Regions from separate parts of the Homo sapiens genome. Here region 1 is linked to region 2. A link is a contact called in ENCODE Hi-C data. All regions are on one chromosome and are shown on one strand. Each heading gives the region's core, a stretch centred on a gene start or an enhancer-like site at or near the end of the contact. The rest is flanking DNA. Distances are from core to core; before and after follow the strand shown.

What was found. A loop is a pair of places that touch in the nucleus more often than their neighbours do. Pooled maps may share reads with other maps.
Region 1: a map with no recorded cell type shows a loop between it and region 2 (9-fold over the local background). The contact joins two enhancer-like sites. A Hi-C loop is called at or near these places in 5 of 37 single-sample maps with no recorded cell type and 4 of 50 pooled maps.

The regions. Positions count from the first base shown.
Region 1 is chr1:8,279,928-8,284,510 of GRCh38, reverse strand. The region is part of intron 1 of LINC03154 (long intergenic non-protein coding RNA 3154); the gene reads right to left. Among named protein-coding and RNA genes, the nearest start is that of LINC03154, 23 kb to the right of the region's middle. Within about 2 kb of position 2,355, at least 4 of the 41 ENCODE cell types and tissues checked have a DNase peak (open chromatin) inside an H3K27ac peak, as active enhancers do.
Region 2 is chr1:8,178,962-8,183,919 of GRCh38, reverse strand. No RefSeq gene overlaps it. Among named protein-coding and RNA genes, the nearest start is that of LINC01714, 27 kb to the left of the region's middle. Within about 2 kb of position 1,444, at least 16 of the 41 ENCODE cell types and tissues checked have a DNase peak (open chromatin) inside an H3K27ac peak, as active enhancers do.

The sequences.
Region 1 (4,583 bases), core at 1,106-3,605, 100 kb before region 2:
GTCAGAGGTTGTAGTGAGCCAAGATTGTGCCACTGCACTCCAGCCTGGGTGACAGAGCAAGACTCCATCTCCAAAAAAGAAAAAAAATCTGCATCTATCTCTATGGTATTTGTGACTCATGTGTACTGTTAATGCAGCCAGTGAAATACACAGCGTCTGGCAAATAGATTAACTCACACTCCACTGATACTCATTTTCCATTCCCTGCTCGGAGACTTGATGCAGTTCACTTAATTCTCCCCAAGAAATGAATGGCTGGGGTCACTGCATCCATAGTAAAATGGTGAATGTCATATTTTTCCCCCGACACAAATATCCTACACTGCTGTGGCACTGTGATGGAATTCTAAGTTACTACATAAATGCACGGTGCTATTATCATCAATAAATGGCCCAGCTGAGGACAAAAGACAGGGCAGAGCTGGGGAGTAAACTGCTCATGTGCGTCTCCTGGGGACGCCTTGCAGGGGTGCCCAGTCGCCATGTAGGGATGCCCAGGAGCACCTGCTGCCACTGGAGTATGTGGACAATCATTCTCCAGCTTGGTCTAAATTTAAATAGCATATGTTCTACCGGGCTTCAAAAGGCAACATTTTTGTTGTTGCTGTTCTAAGCCTTTCTGGGAAAACCCACATGCTGCAAAATACAGGCTTAAATTCATGAAGATATTCAGACTTCAGAATACATTTTACAAGCAGGTGAAAATTTTCCTCTCCCTTACTAATCTCCCTGTGGAAAATTACCAAAGACCTCAGTGGGGACCTAATTGAAGGAAAAAGTCGTTGTCATCATTAAAGTTATTGCCGTGACTGTAATAATCACTTCTTCAGAACCCGGTTCTATGTGGAAACTAAATGAGTAAACAAGTTGCCCATGAGGGAAAGGAAACCCTTCCAGCTGTACATGACATGTAGTTGATGAACTTGGTTCAATCTGGGAGGAGAAAGGCCGGTGGAAGATAGCGCCCCTGACTCCAATCCTACCACCAGTTACCCGTTAGCCTCTCCTGGAGATGGCTGAAACAGCATAAACAACCTCCAAACACCCGGCCACTGCAGCCAGCTGTTCTAGAACTGAAAGGACACCAGTTCCTCTTTAAGTCTCCGGGTGACACTCATTGACTCATATGTGTCATAGTTAATATGAATAAGACTTTCCTGGATTAACTTAGATATAACTAAATTGCCCAGTGAGGAGAAGCAATTTTCATTTACAGAAAACTATTACTGACTATAAAACTCTTTACCCGTGACGCTCACTAATTACTGATGACCCAAGGCTGGTGACCATGTCCTTCCCGGGCTGCCCCCACACAGCAGGGGCCCAGCCTCTTCCTCCTCCACTGCATGGAACGAGCAAGCTGCCTGCTGCTCATCTCGCCATGTCTTTCTGAAACCAATAAAACCTATCTGTTTTTGTTCTGCATTCGTGAATGATGCTTGCTGTTCAGAAAAGTGCATGCGTTGGTTGACAAAGTCTAACGAATAAAAAATGTCAGTGTGACTTCATGGAAATGTTGGTTCTCATCAGTCCTTTTCCCCAGATCTATTATTGCAAACACAAAGCGTTTTCTTCTACCGCACTCTGGGAGACTTACTGAAATAATTGTGTCATCGCTCCAGTGAAAGCATCCTCATTTCTGTCCTCATAGGGACTTTGGAGAAACTCAGTTGTCTACTTTCTCAAAACTTTTACTTGAATTGCTTTGCATCCCTAACTGAAATCTTCCAGCCCCCAAGGTCAGGGCTATGATATACCATGGTAACCAACTTCACCTGCCCCTCAATCCTGCCAAGCTTTGGTGAGATTCCCAGGGTGGCGTCCCACCACCAGCAAGTAGGTTCCTGATCACCCCTCTTAGCAAGGACTGTTTCAAACTGTCCCCCTTCTCAGACACCAAGCCACTCCCCCTCCCACTCAATCACAGCAGAAGACTCGGATTCCTATCTTACACAGAAAATGGCTGTTACTGGTGGCTGCCAGACCTGCAAACCTCCTGCTATTTTCCATTCTTTCCTGCTTCCCGCCTTCGTCCTGTCCAAGGCCAAGGTCTCCGTCTGTGCCCTACAGTGCCCACCTTCTCTGAGATCTCCCTCTAGTACAATCTCTTACTGTTGGGACCTCAGCGTCTCTCTTGACCACTCCCTCTGCCCCTCTGCCCGCTCCGCTCCTCCAGCTTCCTCCCAGCTCGGCAGAGCTGTCTGTGGCAGCCACTGCTGCTGGTTCCCTGTCATCCAGTTCCCTTTTTTCTTTTGGAATTGAAGCCCCCTGGGTTTGACTGGCCACGCACTGGTGACTACAAGGCCAGCCTCTCTCACTGGCCAGTGTGAGAGGTCCCACACTGGCCAGTGTGGACCTGAGCTCCCAGGACGCTTCTGAAAAGACACTGCTTGTCCTTGACCCCTTTCCCTTTCTGAGGACTGCAGCATGGACATGAGCAAGTGCACTGCCTTTGACCATGCAGAGGAAGACAGCACCCTGGGCGCAGCAGAGCCACGTGGAGGAGGCGGGCTGCAGGCTGACCTCACACAACAGAGCCACTCACCCCACAGCCCCACCTAATGTCTGCTTGGGCTTTTATGTGCAGGAAAAATAAACCTTCTGTCTTGTCTAAGTCACCGTCATCTGATCTATGTGAAAGCAGCCCAACAAATACGTTAATAAGATATTTTCTGATGGGAATGTAAATTAGTATAGCCATTATGGAAAATAGTGTGGAGGTTCGTCAAAAAAATAAAAATGGAACTACCACATGCTCTGCATTAGTCCATTCTCACACTGGGTAATTTATAAAGAAATTACCCACCCACCTGAGACTGGGTAATTTACAAAGAAAAGAAGTTTAATTGACTCACAGTTCCACATGGCTGGGGAGTCCTCAGGAAACTTACAATCATGGTGGAAGGCACCTCTTTACAAGGTGGAAGGAGGGAGAATGAGAGATGAGCAAAGGGGAAAAGCCCCTTGTGAAACCATCATATCTCGTGAGAACTCACTATCACAAGAATGGCATGGAGGTAACCGCCCCCATGATTCAATTACTCCCACTGGGTCCCTCCCATGACACGTGGGGATTATGGGAACTACAATTCAAGATGAGATTTGGGTGGGGACACAGCCAAACCATGTCATGCTCTAATTCCGCTACTGGGTGTATATCTGAAGGAAAGGAAATCAAATCAGTCTGCTGAAGAGACATTTGTATTCCCACGTCCATTGCAGCACTATTCACAATAACCAAGATATGGAGCCCACCTCAATGCCCATCAGTAGATGAATGGGTAAAGAAAATGTGGCATTTATATATGGAATACTATTCAGCCCTAAAAAAGAAGAGAATCCTGTCATTTACAACATGGATGAACCTGGAGGACACTATGTTAAGTCAAATAAGCCAGGCACAGATAGATAAAGAATGCGTGATCTCACTCATATGTGGAATCTAAAATAGTTGGACTCATAGAAGCAGAGAGTAGAATGGTAGTTACCAGGAGCTGCCGGGATGGTTGGGGAAAAGTTGGTCCCAAGGATACAAAATTTCATTCCAGGTAGAGTGGTGCTTGCCTGTAGTCCCAGCTACTAGAGAGGTTAAGATGGAACGATGGCTTGAAGCCTAGGAGTTCCAGACCAGCCTGTGCAACATAGTGAGATGCTGTCTTAAAATAAAGAAATAAATAAAATGGAAAAGACAAGACAATTTTTAAAGAAGAATACAAAATTTCAGTTAAGATAAATAAGTTCAGGAGATCTACTATACAACAAGGTGACTGTAGTTAATAACATTTTTTTTTTTTGAGACAAAATCTCACTCTGTCTACCAAGTAGCTAGGACTATAGGCATGTACCACCACCACTAGCTATCTTTTTTTTTTTTTTTTTAAATTGAGACAGAGTCTCACTCTGTCACCCAGGCTGGAGTGCAGTGGTGTGATCTCAGCTCACTGCAACCCCCACCTCCTGGGTTCAAGCAATTCTCTGCCCCAGCCTCTCGAGTAGCTGGGATTACAGACACCTGCCACCACGCCTGGCTAATTTTTGTATTTTTTTTCTTTAGTAGAGATGGGGTTTCACCATCTTGGCCAGGCTGGTCTTGAACTCCTGACCTCGTGATCCATGCACCAGTCCTCCCAAAGTGCTGGGATTGCAGGCGTGAGCCACCGTGCTCAACCTAATTTTTGTATTTTTAGTAGAGACGGGGTTTCATGATGTTGGTCAGGCTGGTCTCAAACTCCTGGCCGCAAATGATCTGCCCACCTCAAACTCCCGAAGTGCTGGGATTACCATGAGCCACCATGCCCAGCCAATAATATATTGTATTCTTAAAAATTGCTAATAGGCCAGGTGAGGTGGCTCATGCCTGTAATCGCAGCACTTTGAGAGGCCGAGGCAGGCAGATCATTTGAAGTCAGAAGTTCGAGACAAGCCTAGCTAACATAGCAAAACCCCGTCTCTACTAAAAATACAAAAAAAGTTAGCCGGGTGTGGTGGCGCATGCCTGTAATCCCAGCTACTTGGGAGGCTGAGGCAGGAGAATTGCTTGAGCCCGGGAGGCGGAGGTTGCAGTGAGCCAAGATCGCGTCACT
Region 2 (4,958 bases), core at 195-2,694:
AATACAAAAAATTAGCCAGGCATGGTGGTGGACACCTGTAATCCCCGCTACTTGGGAGGCTGAGGCAGGAGAATCACTTGAACCTGGGAGATGGAGGTTGCAGTGAGCCAAGATTGTACATTGCACTCCAGCCTGGGAGACAAGAGGGAAACTCTGTCTCAAAAAAAAAAAAAAGAAAAGAAAAGAAAATGCAATGTTTTGGGGGAGACACTCCTCTGGGGTAAGCAGATGAGGATGCTCACAGCCAGGTACCTGGGATCAGCACCTTTTTCATCCATTTGAAGCCCATATACCCTGCATGCTGGCTGAGAAGCCCTAGACTGAGATAGGTACTTTATATATACCAACTCCTTTCATCCTTACAACTACCCTACAATGAAGGCACCCTATATTCTCTCTTCATGATGGAGGACATTGAGGCACAGAGAAGTGAAGCAGTTTGCCCAAGATCACACAGCCAGAAAGGGTCAGTCATCTCTAGCCCAAGGTTCTGGGTACCTACCTCCCCACCATTAGCCTCTCTAATAAACCATTCCAGATTATCCCATGGTTTCCAACTTAGCCAAACCATACCATGCACTTATTTATTTATTTATTTGAGACGAAGTCTTGCTCTTGTCCCCCAAGCTGGAGTGCAATGGCACGATCTCGGCTCACTGCAACCTCTGCCTCCCAGGTTCAAGCGATTCTCCTGTCTCAGCCTCACGAGTAGCTGGGATTACAGGCGCCTGCCACCATGCCCGGCTAATTTTTGTATTTTTAGTAGAGACGGGGTTTCACCATGTTGGACAGGCTGGTCTCGAACTCCTGACCTCAGGTGATCCGCCCACCTCGGCCTCCCAAAGTACTGGGATTACAGGCGTGAGCCACTGAGCCCGGCCTTATACCATGCATTTAAAAACTCAAGTTCATGGCCTGGTTTCCCACATTGCGTATGCATTTTCACACTTCCTCTATCTAATCTTTCCTTTTTAGATTCCAAACTGCTAGAGAGCATGAACGAAACAAAATGCTGAGCGCAGAGTAAAATACCTTTGGCCAAATGACCAGTCACATCAAACCTGTTTGCCTCTATTCCCGTAGGCTCTCAGAATGTTTGAAGATGTTAAAAATGGGGGGAAAGCAGCGAGACCCTGTTTTATCAGCATATGATTGGTCCAAAAAGAAAAGAGGATACTGCTAAGTTTCTCATCTATACAGGATGCAGACATTGAATGCTTTCGCTTTCTTGTGCTTTTTTTTTACTCTCATATATTGGGAACGCCTTATTCTTTCTGGCCCTGTTTCATATCTGTGTTTCGATCTCTGTGAATTCTCAAGAATGCAGTGCTACTACATGAGTCACACTTGAACAACCCTAAAACAAATAAGTAAACAAAAAGCTTCAGAAAGCTCACACACTTGTTATTACCTGAAATTGATGTGGTTATAGACTGACATCCTACCAACCAACGCAGAATAGGCTGATGAAAAGAAGCATTCGTTGTTTGCAGAAGTTTCGCCAGCCAGAACACAACACAAAACTTTCTCTGGGTTGCAGTGAATCACCTAAGTCAGGAAACAAAGTGATTTTAACGAGTAATAGTCACAATGCCTTATCTTACTTGTAATATTTACAAAATGTTCTTGACATCACCAAGGCCGCAGCCCTAGAAAGAGGAGGGAGAGCGGACATGGGCACATTCATTCAGTCCCTGCTATGTGCCACGTGCTTCCATTCACATGGTAAAAAAATCTCAGGCCGGTGTGATTATTCTCAATTTCAAGATGGAGACACAGAGTCACTGAGATAAGGAATTTACTCCAAATCACGCAGCTAGAGAATGGGGCACTGGAGTCCATGCTTTCACTCCACCAGGCTGCCTCTTGGAGTTACCCAAGAAAAGCTTTGAGAAATCATGAGAATTCACTAATTTCCCAAAGATTTCATTTTACCCCTATACTTAGCCAGAAAATAACATTTTCTCAAGATCCAAAACTGTTAATTCTGTTGAAGAAGAGTCAAGGCAACCAACATATCTGAATTGCCACACTACGTGCTTTGATTCCTGGAAAAGATACATGATCTTGACGCTCATACTTTCCAGTATCCCCTACAGTGAGATGTTGGAAACTTACGTATCACAGTATTCATCGTCCCCCAAAATATAAATGGGTCAAACTCATTGAGTTAAAAAGCAGACATTATCATCCTTGGATAAACCCTGTTAGGGAGCCATCTAAAGCAAAAGGACATGGAAAAGTTGAAAGCAAAAGGTGGGGAAAAGACACCAAAAATATATTAAACAAAAGAGAACTGGCATAACTACATCAGTATGACACACACACAAGGACTCTAAGACAGAAAAGGTTCCTATATGAAAATGAAATTTTCGTGTCACCAAGAAGACATAATAATTCTAAATGTATATGCACCTAATAAAAATGTCTCACACCATATACATAAAAAAGTAATAGAGGTCGGGCACGGTGGCTCACACCTGTAATACTAGCACTTTGGGAGGCTGAGGCTGGCAGATCACCTGAGGTCAGGAGTTCGAGACCAGCCTGGCCAACATGGTGAAACCCCACCTCTACTAAAAATGCAAAAATTAGCCAAGTGTGGTGGTGCATGCCTGTAATCCCAGCTACCTGGGAGGCTGAGGCAGGAGAATTGCTGGAAGGTTCCAGCTGGCAAACTTTCACCTCACCAGGAGGTGGAGGCTGCGGTGAGCCGAGATCGTGCCACTGCACTCCAGCCTGGGCAACAGAGTGAGAATCTGTCTTAAAAAAAAAAAAAAAAAGTAATAGAAATGGACAAATCCACCAATTTTTTTTCTCAATAATCAGTAGGTCAAGCAGCAAAAAAGAATCAATAAATAGGCCGGGCACAGTGGCTCATGCCTGTAATCCCAGCACTTCGGGAGGCTGAGGCGGGTGGATCACCAGAGGTCAGGAGTTCAAGACCAGCCTGGCCAATAAGGTGAAACCCCATCTCTACTAAAAATACAAAAAAATTAGCCGAGTATAGTGGCAGGCACCTGTAATCCTGGCTACTCAGAAGGCTTAGATCATGCCATTGCACTCCAGCCTGGATGACAAGAGCAAGACTCCATCTCAAAAAAAAAAAAAAAGAATAAATAAATATATTTGAAAAATTTGATTAACTACTTTGATGTAATGAACATATGTAAAACTCTAAAAGCAATCATTAGAGAATATCCATTCTTCTTTTTTTTTTTTTTTGAGATGGAGTTTCGCTCTGTCGCCCAGGCTGGAGTGCCGTGGCACAATCTCGGCTCACTGCAACCTCCGCCTCCCGTGTTCCAGTGATTCTCCTGCCTCAGCCTTCCGAGTAGCTAGGATTACACATGCCCGCCACCATGCCTGGCTAATTTTTGTATTTTTAGTAGAGACGGGGTTTCACCATGTTAGCCAGGATGGTCTCGATCTCCTGACCTCGTGATCTGCCTGTCTCGGCCTCCCAAAGTCCTGGGATTATAATCATGAGCCACTGTGCCCGGCCCATTCTTCTTAAGGACACATGGAATGGTTACAAAAATTAATCAGATCTGAGGTCATAAAGCACATCTCAACAAATTTCAAAAAATTAGTATCACATCCATCACATTTTTTAAACAAAATGTGATTAAGTAGAAGTCAATAGCAAAAAAGATAAATTATGAAGTTCTTGTGTATTGAAATTTAAAAACAGAATTCTAAATCATGGCTCAAATCATACAAATCTAGAAATACTCAGAACAATAATTTTTAAAATATTATTTAGAACTAGCATATTATAGTGAAAGCTATAATGCATAGTTTTAAATACATATATTTGCAAAGAATACAGTCTGAAAAGTAGTAAGTTAACTTCAACTAACAAAGTAATGGGGGAAAAACATAAATCCAAATAAAGGAAAGGGAGAAGGTAATAAAAAAAGAGCAGGTAATTAATAGGGAGAATAATACCATACAGTAGATAGAATCAACAAAGCCATATGCTGGCCCTTTGAAAAGACTAATAAAATAGACCTATCTCTGGTGCTATATTGATCAAAAAAAAAAGGCACAAATATTTAACTACAAACTCAGCAGAAGGTTTTTAACTACAAATACAGCAGAGATTTTAAAAATAAAGGAATAAACAGTTTTATGCTGATATATTTGAAAATTAGATGAAATAGACAAATTTCTAGAAAAATATAATCATGCTGACTCAAGAAGAGATAGAAAGCTTGAATAGTCCTACAATTATTAAAGAAATTGAAATAATATTAAAAATCTTGCCACAACAAAACACACAGGCTCTGAGGGTTTTACAGGTGAATTCCTCAAAACTTCCATGAGACAAATATTTCAATCTAACAAAAAGTCTTCCAGCACACAGAAAGAAAGAGAACACCCTCCAGCTCATTCTATGAGTTCAGTATAATTTTAATTTAAAAACCAGGGAAGATCAATAAGAGAAAAATCATAAGCCAAGCTCATTCACAAACATAGGTGCAAAGTCCTTTTAACTATTAGCAAAATAGATCTAGCCATGTTTTAAAAAGATAATGTCATATTATTCCTGGAATGCAAGGATGGATCGATATCCTAAAATCTGTATATGTCATGAAGAATTAACTATACTCAAAGATAGGTCTGGTCTTTGTCTCACCACCTGGGAGGTAACCTCTAAACCCTTGAAATTTCCTGAGTAATAAGAGTGTTTTTGTTACTCATGGTGGGCTTTTTTGGCCACACCTGGTAGTTTATGCTAATGAGGTGACTTATAGTGGACCCTTTGGATGGCACCATATAGTTCGTGCTAATGAAATGATTCAGGGTGGAGGCTGACCATGCCAGAAAGGCCAATCATATGATTAGAGGATTAGGACTTTGGGCCACTGAAATCAGCCAGATCTTGGCAGGGAGAGGGAGAGGGGGTGTGTACATTGTTGAAGATTGAGATCAACCACATGAGCAGTAATTCA